2 separate regions of the Mus musculus genome follow, and region 1 is linked to region 2. The links are chromatin contacts, found by Hi-C in ENCODE. All regions are on one chromosome and are shown on one strand. The core of a region is the stretch at or near the end of the contact, and the rest is flanking DNA. Distances in the headings are between cores, read along the strand shown.

Region 1 (5,619 bases), core at 869-3,368, about 31 Mb after region 2:
GCTGGCCTGGTCTATGCAGTAAGTTCCAGGTCTACCCAGGCCAGCTAAGAGCTACATAGTGAAATCTTATTTAAAAAAAAAAAAAAAGTTGTGAATCAAATTCTACCCCAACTTTAAGGTCAACGGATTGCAGCAAGCCTGTGGGTGCCACAGGCATAAGAGTGTGGCTTTTGAGCCAGCCGGTCACGGTTGAACTCAGTTCTTGTAACCTCAGTGGGACTGTCTGTCTATCCTGCTTTCTCATCTATAGTGTATGTGGAACAAAAGTGCCTGCTTCAAAGGTTATTATGAAACTAGATGCCTTTAATCCCAGTACTCAGGAGGAGGAGTTCAAGGCTAACCTGGTCTATACAGCAAGTTTCAGGACAGCCAGGGCTGTACAAAGAAACCCTGCCTGAAAAAAACAGAAGGGGGGGGGAGAAAGAAAGAAAGAAAGAAAGAAAGAAAAGAGAGAGAGAGAGAGAAAGAAAGAAAGAAAGAAAGAAAGAAAGAAAAGAAAGAGAGTGAGAGAGAGAGAAAGAAAGTAAGAGAAAAAGAAAGAAAGAAAGGAAGGAAGAAAGAAAGAAAGAAAGAAAGAAAGAAAGAAAGAAAGAAAGACAGACAGACGGGGGGGGGGGGGAAGGCGTTAATACGCATAAAGCACAAAAGCACTAACTCTGTTTAGTCTGTAGTAGGTACTTGACCATCTCATGTTAAAACTTTTCTTGGCTCTCTGTCGAAAGTACAGAAAGTGGCTCAGTTCTGTTGTCAATTGTTTAAATGTGGATTTTGCTCTCCACTAAAAGGACAGGAATTCATGACACTATCTTAGTATCTTAGTAATAGGCCACTGTCTGGCTAATGTTTAATGCTCATGAAGAAGTTTAATGGAAATAAACTAAGAGTCCACAGCCTGGGCAGGAGAAATTGGTCCTAACAAGTGGATACTAAAATTGGGGTAAGGAGAGACAGACATTCCTTTTTGTAATGTTGTAAGGGCCTAACGTTTGCTTCTCAGAAGGACATGAGCCTGTACACCTACACAGGAGCTTCCACACACTCTCAGCTACAGAATCAACATTTAGTAGAAGAAAAGGGATATAGAGCTGTTCTCTTGGGGCTGGCGACATGAGATGGCTCAGCAGGTAACTAACTGCTCTTCTGAAGGTCCTGAGTTCAAATCCCAGAATCACATGGTGGCTCTCAACCACCCATAATGAGATCTGATGCCCTCCTCTGGCATGTCTGAAGACATCTACAGTGGCCTTATGTATAAATACATATTTATTATTTATTATTATATAATATGTAGTTATAAATGCATATGTATATATTTATTATTGTACTATTATTTTTATAATAATAAATAATAAATTTATGGGCCAGAGCAAGCAGGGCCGACTGGAGCGAGCTGGGCCTACCAGGACGAACAGAGGTCCTAAAAAATTCAATTCCCAACAACCACAGGAAAGCTCACAACCATTTGTACAGCTACATAAAAATAAATAATAAATCTTAAAAAAAAAAAAAAAAAAAAAAAGCTGTGCTCTAACTGGCGTGATGAACCACGCCTTTAATCTAGCACTTCGGTGGCAGAGACAGGAAATCTCTGAGTTCTAGGCCTGGTCTACAGAACTTGTTCCAGGACAGTCAGGGTTACGCAGAGAGACTGTCTCAAAAAAAAAAAAAAAAAAAAAAAAAAAAAAAAAAAAAGCAACAAACTAGAAACAAAAAACAACAAAACAACCCAAAAGAACAATGTTCTGTTGAAGGGAAATAGCAACAACCCACGTTTAGGTTTATAGAGTATTTTACAAGTGAGGCTGAGACGTCTTATGACTTGTCCGAAGTACAAGTTAAAAGGAAAAGGGTGTATATTGGAATTGCGCAGGGATGGGACTGTGGCCTGGCAGGGCTGAAGAACTGGTCAGAGGATAGTTGATCATCCCTAAAGAGGAAGCGCGGCGTGTCCAGTCGGCGCCTGGAGCTCAAGCTCGCAACCAGCACCCTCCGCGCTCCTTGCTTACGTGCGCTCCGTGACTGCCGGGTAGCACGCGGGTACCGCTACGTACAACGCATGCGCACTGCCGCCGCGGTGCACTACACCCCCCCCTTAGCAGGCCGCAGAACTTGCCTGAGGCGCATGCGCACACGGGGCGGGCGGCGGTCTGTCGAGCGAGTGGAAAGATTTCGGGGAGAAAGTGCGCGGAAGCGGGGCGGGAGACTGTAAGTGCGCAGGCGCGACCGGGGCGGGGGGCGGGCTGCGAAGAGAATCTCGGCGATCCTCAGTTGCTGCTGCATCCTCTGCCCGTCGCCATGGCTGCCTACAAGCTGGTGCTGATCCGGCATGGCGAGAGCGCCTGGAACCTGGAGAACCGCTTCAGCGGCTGGTACGACGCCGACCTGAGCCCGGCGGGCCACGAGGAGGCGAAGCGCGGCGGGCAGGCGTTGCGAGGTACGAGCGGGACGAGCGCTGTGTGGCGTACTGGGCCAGCACCGGCCTAGGGGTCGCCTGAGCCCCCGGGCCCTCTCGAGAGGCGGGCACTTCGGTCGGCCTCTGCAGTTGAATTTTCATCTGGGGAGGTGAACGCAGGGTGGGGAACCCGCTTGTCAAGGTCACCCCGTTAAGTCTGAGAGTCTGTGCCAGAAAGAGGGCACAGCCGCCGCTAGGCTAAAATCTGTTCTTCCGGTCCGAGCAGCCCCACCTGTGGCGCCCAGGACCCTTTAGGGTACCACGAGGGCCTAGGGCGCCTGGCGGACGATTCCCCGTGACATCAGTGGCTGTACCGGAGTATACTTGAGGCGCCTGCCCATCATGGCGAAGCGGCAGGTCACGGGCTCGCCCTGGGTAGTGGGGGGGTGTTAGGTGGGGATGTCTAATGGCCTTTGAGACAACCTGGAAACCGCGTGCTTCGGAGAGCTTTGTAGCACAGCAGCAAACCACAAAACCGAATCCAGGAATGTGAGTGGGTGATTTCAGTTGATGCTCTCTCCAGCCCTATGAAGCAGGCAGATCTAATTTCCCTCCTTTTTACCTCTCTCCGTCCTCTTGTTATAGTTTAGAAAAGTGACTGGAAAGATTTGTCCAAGGTCATACAAAACTTAGTTCTAATCCAGTGTCCTTGCCCCATTTCTGGGTGGAGTAACAAGTAAGTGTGAGGAACTGGCGGGCCCTTGGCCAAGGACAGAGGCAGAGCAAAGGGTGAAAGCGTCCAGGAGATAAGCTCGCCTTTGCCTATCCATGCTGGGTGCCCCGCACCACCCACAGTTCTCTGTGATTTTGGAATGCTAATAAGAAAGCAAGGCCTCCCCGCTCCCTGTAGTGAAGAGGCACTTCTCTTGGTGATTAGGGCACATCCTAACTTGGACACGGCAGTAGCTGTGTAAAAGGGTTGCTCATGCCTACCTGAAGTGATCTTGTGTCTTGGTTGCCCTCCCTAGCTTCTTGTACACCCTTTTCAGATGAGGGAAGATTTTGAATACGAATTCCTGAGGCAAGGAAACATTGCTTTTTGAGATGCATGGCCTATGTAGGAGAGGCTAGAAAAAAGGAAAGTACTGGTTAAGGAAGCCATTTTCTTGAGCTCTGTGCCATGAAGCACTGTGTAGACCTGTGGTAGTTTGCTTATGCCTAGCTCAGGACAAAGTTAACTGCCTCTGTTCTCTGGGTATAAGATGATTATACGTTGAGCTGGAAAATAACAAGATCCATTTCAACCTTAAATACTATAGCACTAAGTTTTAGAACCTCACACGTTAGGCGCACATGGTGTTGCATGCCTGTAATTTTTCTCAGCACCCAGGCAGCTAAGAAGGGAGGCTATAGAGCATGGGCCAACTTGGACTACACAGCTGGACTGTCTTTATAAAGCTACTGTAAGTTTAGCATCTCCCAGAGATATCACAGATGATTAAAGGATGGAAGATTAAAAGCAAAAACCGACTGAGGGCTCCTGTGGATAATTGAGTAACAGAAAAGACCCAAGGTGCATACCATTCATTCCACCAGTGTTCCTCCTGCAGATTTCAGAAGGAAACTAGAGAGGCCTCCATGCAGCCTCAGGCGGAGGAAGGCCAGGGGTGAGGGGGCGAAGGGGGGGATGAGAGTCCATTGTCCCCCTGGCTGTACTTTGGATTAAATGGGTGTGTCTTTGTGCTTCTGATGCTATGGCATTCTTGCCAGGGTCCTCAGGGGGTACCACTTTGTCCTTGGGGACTATTTGGAAATAATTGCAGTGAGACAGCAGCCTGTAGCATCTCATCACGGGTGCTGAGGCTTGTTCTGTGGGTGACTCAGCCTTTTGTTGGGGAACATCCCTCCTCTCCTGGTTAAGGAGATGGTGAAGGCTGTGATGATGGCTGTCAGTTCTCATCAGCTTGTCCAGAGGCTCGGGGGTGAGATTGTCTTTCCTTGTGGGTGGTAGTGGTTTTCCTGGTATTAATCTTCCCTGTCCCCACTAGCTGGTCTCAGTGGCCTCATTGTCAGTTGACTGACTGGCAGGAAATTTTACTTCTTTTTTTTAATAACTGTTGCTAGTCTCAATATGAAGCAATGCCCAGAAAAGTTTGTGGTTAAACTTGAAGAGGGCCTTGTGTGCTGGTGAACACAGGGGTGTGTCCTGGGATAAGAAAAGGGACAGCTCCTTAATTCAAAAATATAAAGACAAGTCCAACTAGCTAGGCTTGAACTCAAGATTCCCCCAGGCTCCCTCTACTGAGCTGGGATTAAAAACATGCTGCCGAGCCCAGTGCTTGTCTTTATTTGCTTGTCTGCTAAAAATGGGTTGAGAAGATAGTAACATCATAGGATTCTAGTGAAGACGAAATCACAGTGTGGTATGGGAGCATGAGCCCTTTAGAAAGGTTAGCTATGACTTAAAGAGTTCACATGTTTTAAAGATTTATTTATGTATAGGAGTACACTGTAGCTGTCTTCAGACATACCAGAAGAGGGCATCAGATCCCATTACAGATGACTCTGAACCACCATGTGGTTGCTGGGAATTGAACACAGGACCTCTGGCAGAGCAGTCAGTGCTCTTAACTGCCAAGCCATCTCTCCAGCCCCAGAGTTCATAATTTTATGATCCTTTTTCTTTTTCTTTTTTTTTTTCCCCTTTTGCTCCTTCCTGGTGTAGAAGGCTTAAGATTTATTTTATGTATGTGAGCACAATGTCACTCTCTTTAGACACACCAGAAGAGGGCGTCAGATCTCATTCTAGATGGTTGTGAGCCACCATGTGGTTGCTGGGATTTGAACTCAGGACTCTTGGAAGAGCAGTCAGTGCTCTTAACCACTGAGCCACCCCTTCAGCCCTTTATTTATGATCCTTTTTCACTAAAACAAAATTAAACCCATTTTTCTATTGAGTAAGCACAGGTCTGTACACATGTGCATGCCTTGGGGTGCATGTATGGGGGAAGGACAACTTGTGGTCATCACTCCTTCCACTGTGTGGGTTCTGGGGATTGAACATGGTTTCAATCAAAATGTGTTCAGGAGTTAGAGTAAGATGTATAGCCTCAGGTTAGTTGGTTAACACTGCATTATTGGAATTATTGGAGTCAAGAGGAAGTGTGCTATTTGCTGTAATGTAAGTCGACAAAATTTCACTCAAGGGATGCAAGGATAATAAATGC
Region 2 (5,592 bases), core at 275-2,774:
AGCAATTTCAAGATGACTTGGACCACTTAATAAAATGTTGTCTCAAAATTAAAATGACATAAAACTAAAAAGGCCCGGAAATGCTGTGTGGTGCCAGAGCTCAGTGCACGAGAGGGCCTGGATTCAATCCTCAGCACCCATTAAAAAATGAACAAGAGACTTGCCTGTCATTGGTCTGACACCTGACAGCCAAGGAATTCCCCCTGATGTCTCCCTCATTTCCATATCCCCTGTGATTCCACTAAGCCTCATGGGGACCATGGTTCTGAAGGGGGAATGACTTGCCACACAGCTCTCAGGAGTGGGCTTGGAACCCAGGCTTATCTCCTTGTTACCACCGTGTTTTAACTTCTGTAGAAGAATTCTGTGCCTGTCAGGTGACACAAACCATGAATGTTCAGCTGTAAGAACATCCTGTGTCAAGCATCCCTGGCCTTCTCTCAAGAACTCCAAGTTCTCCAGGGAGGTGATGGATAGTAACAACTGTAGCAACTGCAGATTATGTCTCACAGCCCTACTGATATGATAAGCAACACCTCCGGCCATGTACTATTACTATCGAGGGTCTGAGAGGTTAGCTAACCTGAGCACAGTCATAAAGAAATGCTGAAGCTAAGGTTTGCTTTTTGAGACAGAGTCTCACGTAGTCCAGGCTATCTTTGAACTTATTACATAGCTAAGGATTCTCCTACCTCCACCTCCCATGATTACTACCGTGCCTAGTTTATGTGGAGCTGAGGGTGTGTGTGCCAAACCTAGGGCTCTGTGCTTTCTAGGTAGATATTCTACTGTAACCAGGAACTGAGATCCTGATGGTTTGGATGGAAGATCTGTCTGCCTTTCATACTACGCTGAATGCTATTCTCTTTTCCATGCCATAGGAAAATGGGTTAGCTTTGTCTTTCCTCTTTTTTTTTTTCATAAAAGGTTCCTTGTTATTCAAGAGCAATATCGTTGTACACATGGTGATTGATACAGCAGCTGAGCCCTGGGCTGGGCTCCAGAGGACCTGATAGGAACAAAGGAGGTTGTTCTTTCCCACCAATTCTTGGCTGAGTTCCTAAACAAACCTGACCACCATGCATTTAACCAGATGGTTTCAGGGAGTGGTCATCCAAAAAGCCAGTGGTCATTCCTCTGCCTCCACCATGGGCATCCAGCTTTCTGTCCTGGGTGTCCAGCCTTCTGTCCTGGGACTACTCTGCTCAGGCAGATGGAGAACTAGCTCCAGGAACCTGCTCTGATTCTTCAGCAGCCTCCCAGATGGCTGAGCAATAGTCTCAGAGGTTGGGTTGTTGTGAGCTCCCACCATACATCAGTGTACAGTCTATAGGGGTCTCCTGATTCCTGCAGCTCCCAAAAGACCTTTCCAGAGCTTGTCCAGGTCTTGGAGCCCTCTTGATAGGGTCCAAGCTCTGTCAAGACTCTATGAAGGAATTCCCAGAAATCTTACCTTGAGTCCTGGCAAGTCTGTCTCCTTCTTTAGGCCCTGGCAGTTCCTGCAGCTGCTTTAGAAATTTCTCACAAGGGAAGAAATAATAGGTTTCTCTTTCAAGCTCCAAAGTCCTCCTTGAAGTTTCACCGAGAGCCAATGAATATAATGTCAGGCTCCCACCTTGAATTTATCTGCACCTCGGAGTATTTATGACCGTGTCTAGAATAGGATTCTGTGTGAGCATTCCAAAGTCTGCCTCTGAGAAAGTGTAACATGCAGAATGTCAGAGTGTACTGGCTGTTTTTTTGTGTCAACTTGACACAGGCTGGAGTTATCACAGAGAAAGGATCTTCAGTTGGGGAAGTGCCTCCATGAGATCCAGTTGTGGGGCATCTTCTCAATTAGTGATCAACTGGGGAGGTCCCTTGTGGGTGGTGCCATTCCTGGACAAAACATCATGACAAGGAAGCAAGTTGGGGAGGAAAGGGTTTACTCAGCTTACACCTCCAAACCCCTGTTCATCACTAGAGAAAGTCAGGACTGGAACTCAAGCAGGTCAGGAAACAGGAGCTGATGCAGAGGCCATGGAAGGATGTTTCTTACAGGCTTGCTTCCCCTGGCTTGCTCAGCCTGCTTTCTTATAGAACTGTGATTTTAGTTTGAGTATATAGGGTGAAGCTGGGTCACAAGAATGACCTCGTTGTCCTCATTGCCACCCTCATGTTTTGCCTGTGATCAGTATAATAGGAGTAACAGGGTACAGGAGCCACACAGCCTGGACTGTAGCAGAAGAAGACACGAATAAGAATCCAGTTCTATCATTACCAGTTAGGTTTTGTCAATAGGACACAAAATCTAGGGTCACTTGGGAAAGAAGGAGTCTCAGTTGAGGAACTGCTTCCATCAGATTAGTGTGTGGGCGTGTCTGGGGCAGGCATTCCTTATTGCTATTTGATGTAAGAGGACCCAGCCCTCTGTGGGGATTGCTGTTCCTAGGCAGGTGGGCCTGGGCTGTATAAGAAACAGCCCAGCACACCAGAGGAAACTAGTTAGCAGTGCTCCTTTGTGCTCTCATTTTAGTTCCCATACCCTGGTTCCTGCTCTAAGTTCCCTTTGGCTTCCCTTGGTGATGGATTACAACCTTCAAGCTATACAAACCATTCTCCAAGCTGCTTTTGATCAAAATTTTATCTCAGTAAGAAAAAAAAAAGCAAACTAGAACATACTACGAACTGGCAGGTGTACCATGACAAATTACTGGTACCTTGATGAGTCCTGATATTTTTTAAAATTTTCTTGTCTTGAATGAGTTGATAATTCTCTTCTGTATTGTTCAATATGAGATGAATTGGCTATCCTCTCAAGTGTCAGGGAAGGCTTTCCCTCCATGCTATGGACTCCCTTTGTAAACTTTGTAGACTTTATAAACCCTCAAGGTTGGAAAGTGGCCAGGCCCCTGCCTGAGGAGCTCCATCAGCCAGACCCCTCCCCCAAATCACCCTAATTGTCATGACTGTGTATCCAGCCTCTGTAACTGTCACAAAGGTCATCTCCAGCCCCTCAACAGAACCCTCCCTAGATTATGCTAATTTTAGGTGAAGAGTCTGTACAAAAGCCACCAATTCCTGAATAAGAAAGCCCGTTAATCTCTGAACTTCCCACAGAAACCCACCAATCCTTGAGCATGAAAACTCAACACTCCTCAAACAGCGAAACCCACCAATCCCTTAGCTCCCCCAAGTGCAGGACTTGAACTCCCACCAATCTCCAATCTGATAATTTCTGCTCTGAAAAGCTCCACCTCCTTAAAAATCCTGTGTAAGTCCTGCCCTTTGTCCAGTTCCTGGCTCTCCACTCTCCTAGGAGCAGACATGTTCTTCCGCATCCTGGACCCCATCCAATAAATCTCTTTCATGAGATCTGCTGCCTGGTGTCACTCTTTTATCAGAAGAAGCCAAGAAACAATGAAGAGGAGAAGAAGAGAAGAGAAGAGAAGAGAAGAGAAGAGAAGAGAAGAGAAGAGAAGAGAAGAGAAGAGAAGAGAAGAGAAGGAGCGAGGCTCAGGCTGAGGCTCCTGAGCTCCTCAGCTCAGCTGGGGATCCCTCCTCTGGGAGCTGCAATGCCTCTGCTGAGGAGGCGTCCTCTCAGAACTATGTGGTTCCTGGGCTCCCATGTCTGAGGATGCCTTTTGGTTGGGATACCTGCTCTCCTCAAAGCTGTGTGGTTCCTGAGCTTTCGAGTCCCAGGACACCTTCCCATCTGAGCAGGAAGGCCAACAACATAGGCAAAAGTGAATTGAGCAGAAATACCATGGTAGACTGTTACTCACTTGGTTTTCTAGAACACTGAGTTCATTGATCAGGCACTTACTGGAGACTGGTATGGTTCAGATATGATTTCCCCCCAAAAGTTGGTATGCTGGAAGCTTGTCATTTACTGTTATGGTATTGAGACCTTTGAGAGGTATGGCCTGTAGGAAGTGACTGGGTTGTGGTCCTCTTAGTGAAAAGACTCTTTTGGTGTGAGATACTTCCCTCTTTTCCCCTCTTCTCCCCTCCCCTCCCCTCCCCTCCCCTCCCCTCCCCTCCCCTCCCCTCCCCTCCCCTCCCCTCCCCTCCCCTCCCCTCCCCTCCCCTCCCCTCCCCTTCTTTCTCCTTCCCTTTCCTCCTCCTCCTCTCTCCTTCCCTCCCCTATTTCTTCCTTCCTTCCTTCCTTCCTTCCTTCCTTCCTTCCTTCCTTCCTTCCTTCCTTCCTTCCTCCCTCCCTCCCCCTCTTTCTTTCTTTCTTTCTTTCTTTCTTTCTTTCTTTCTTTCTTTCTTTCTTCTCTCTCTCTCTCTCTCTCTCTCTCTCTCTCTCTCTCTCTCTCTCTCTCTCTCTCTCTTCCTTTTTGATCTTAGTCAGACAGTGATAGCTTATTGAACATATGCCCCAAGATTGGTTGACCAGGGCCATGGCTCAGATTCAGGAAATGAACCATGACCCGAGTTAAGATTCTATAAGGGTTTTAAACCCAAAATGCAGAAAATCTGTGCCAAGTTATTTTATCAATCAGGATTTAGGGATGGGGGTTGCCTTAGGAACACATCTTTGTCGTATACATATTCTGCTCCCATTCGTTGGGGTATTCAACTCTGGCAGGGGACTTGCCTTGTGTAATACTCATGTCTTAACTTGTCTTCTAGGATGGGACTTGTCTAACATTCATGTCTTAGCTTGACAACCAAGATGTCAGTTACCCATGTACATGCCTCTTTCTGCCAAGTAGTATGTCAGTTCCCAGGGAGCTCTACGACTCAAAATGGAAGTCTTATTCCAAATAGTTTCTCATTTTGGAGTATGTCTCTCTCTCTCTTTTTTCATTTTCTATTGGTTATTTTATTTATTTACATTTCAAATGTTATCCCCCTTCCCAGTTTCCCCTCCACAAGCCCTCTATTCTCTCCTCCCTCCCCCTGCCTTTATGAGGGTGTTCCCCTACCTGCCCATCAACTTCTGCCTCAGTGCCCTAGTGTTCCCCTATCCTGGGTCATCAAGCCTCCACAAGACCAAGGGGCTCCCCTCCCAGTGATGCCAGATAAAGCCATCCTCTGCTACATATCAAACTGGAGCCATGGGTCCCTCTTTGGTTGGTGGTTTAGTCCCTGGGAGCTTTGGGGGAGGTTGGTTGGTTGATATTGTTTGTCCAAGAGGTTGCAAACCCCTTCAGTTCCTACAGTCTTTGCCCAAACTTCTCCATTGGGGTCCCCATGCTCAGTTCAGTGTTTGGCTGTGAGCATCTACATCTGTATTGGTCTGGCTCCAGCAGAGCCTCTCAGGGGACAGCTATACCTGGGCTCCTGTCAGCAAGCACTTCTTGGCATCAGCAATAGTGTCTGGGTTTGGTAGCAGATGGAATGGATACTTAGGTGGGGCAATCTCTGGATGGCCTTTCCTTCAGTCTCTGCTCCACATTTTGTCCCTGCATTTCCTTTTGACAGGAGGAATTCTGGATTAGTATTTTGAGGTGAGTGGGTGACCCCATCCCTCAACTGGGGGCTGTGCCTGTCCACTGGATATGGTCTCTACAGGTTTTATCTCCCTTTTGTTGGGTACTCTGGCTAATGTCTTCCCTGTTGGGTCCTGGGAACCTCTTGGGCCCCTGGCATCTGGGACTTTCT

The links. Hi-C counts contacts between places; a loop is a spot of excess contacts on that map.
Region 1: a loop to region 2 is called in a map of regulatory T cell, with 13 times the contacts of the local background. The contact joins the promoter of Pgam1 here to the promoter of Ms4a18 in region 2. A Hi-C loop is called at or near these places in 2 of 37 maps with a recorded cell type or tissue (T-helper 17 cell and regulatory T cell).

What each region holds. Positions count from the first base shown.
Region 1 is chr19:41,909,753-41,915,371 of GRCm38, forward strand. Pgam1 (phosphoglycerate mutase 1) reads left to right here and starts at 2,119. Exons shown (of 4, transcript NM_023418.2): 1 at 2,119-2,434. The coding sequence starts at 2,296.
Region 2 is chr19:11,016,439-11,022,030 of GRCm38, forward strand. It overlaps Ms4a18 (membrane-spanning 4-domains, subfamily A, member 18), which reads right to left and starts at 1,525. Exons shown (of 7, transcript NM_001251849.1): 1 at 1,454-1,525.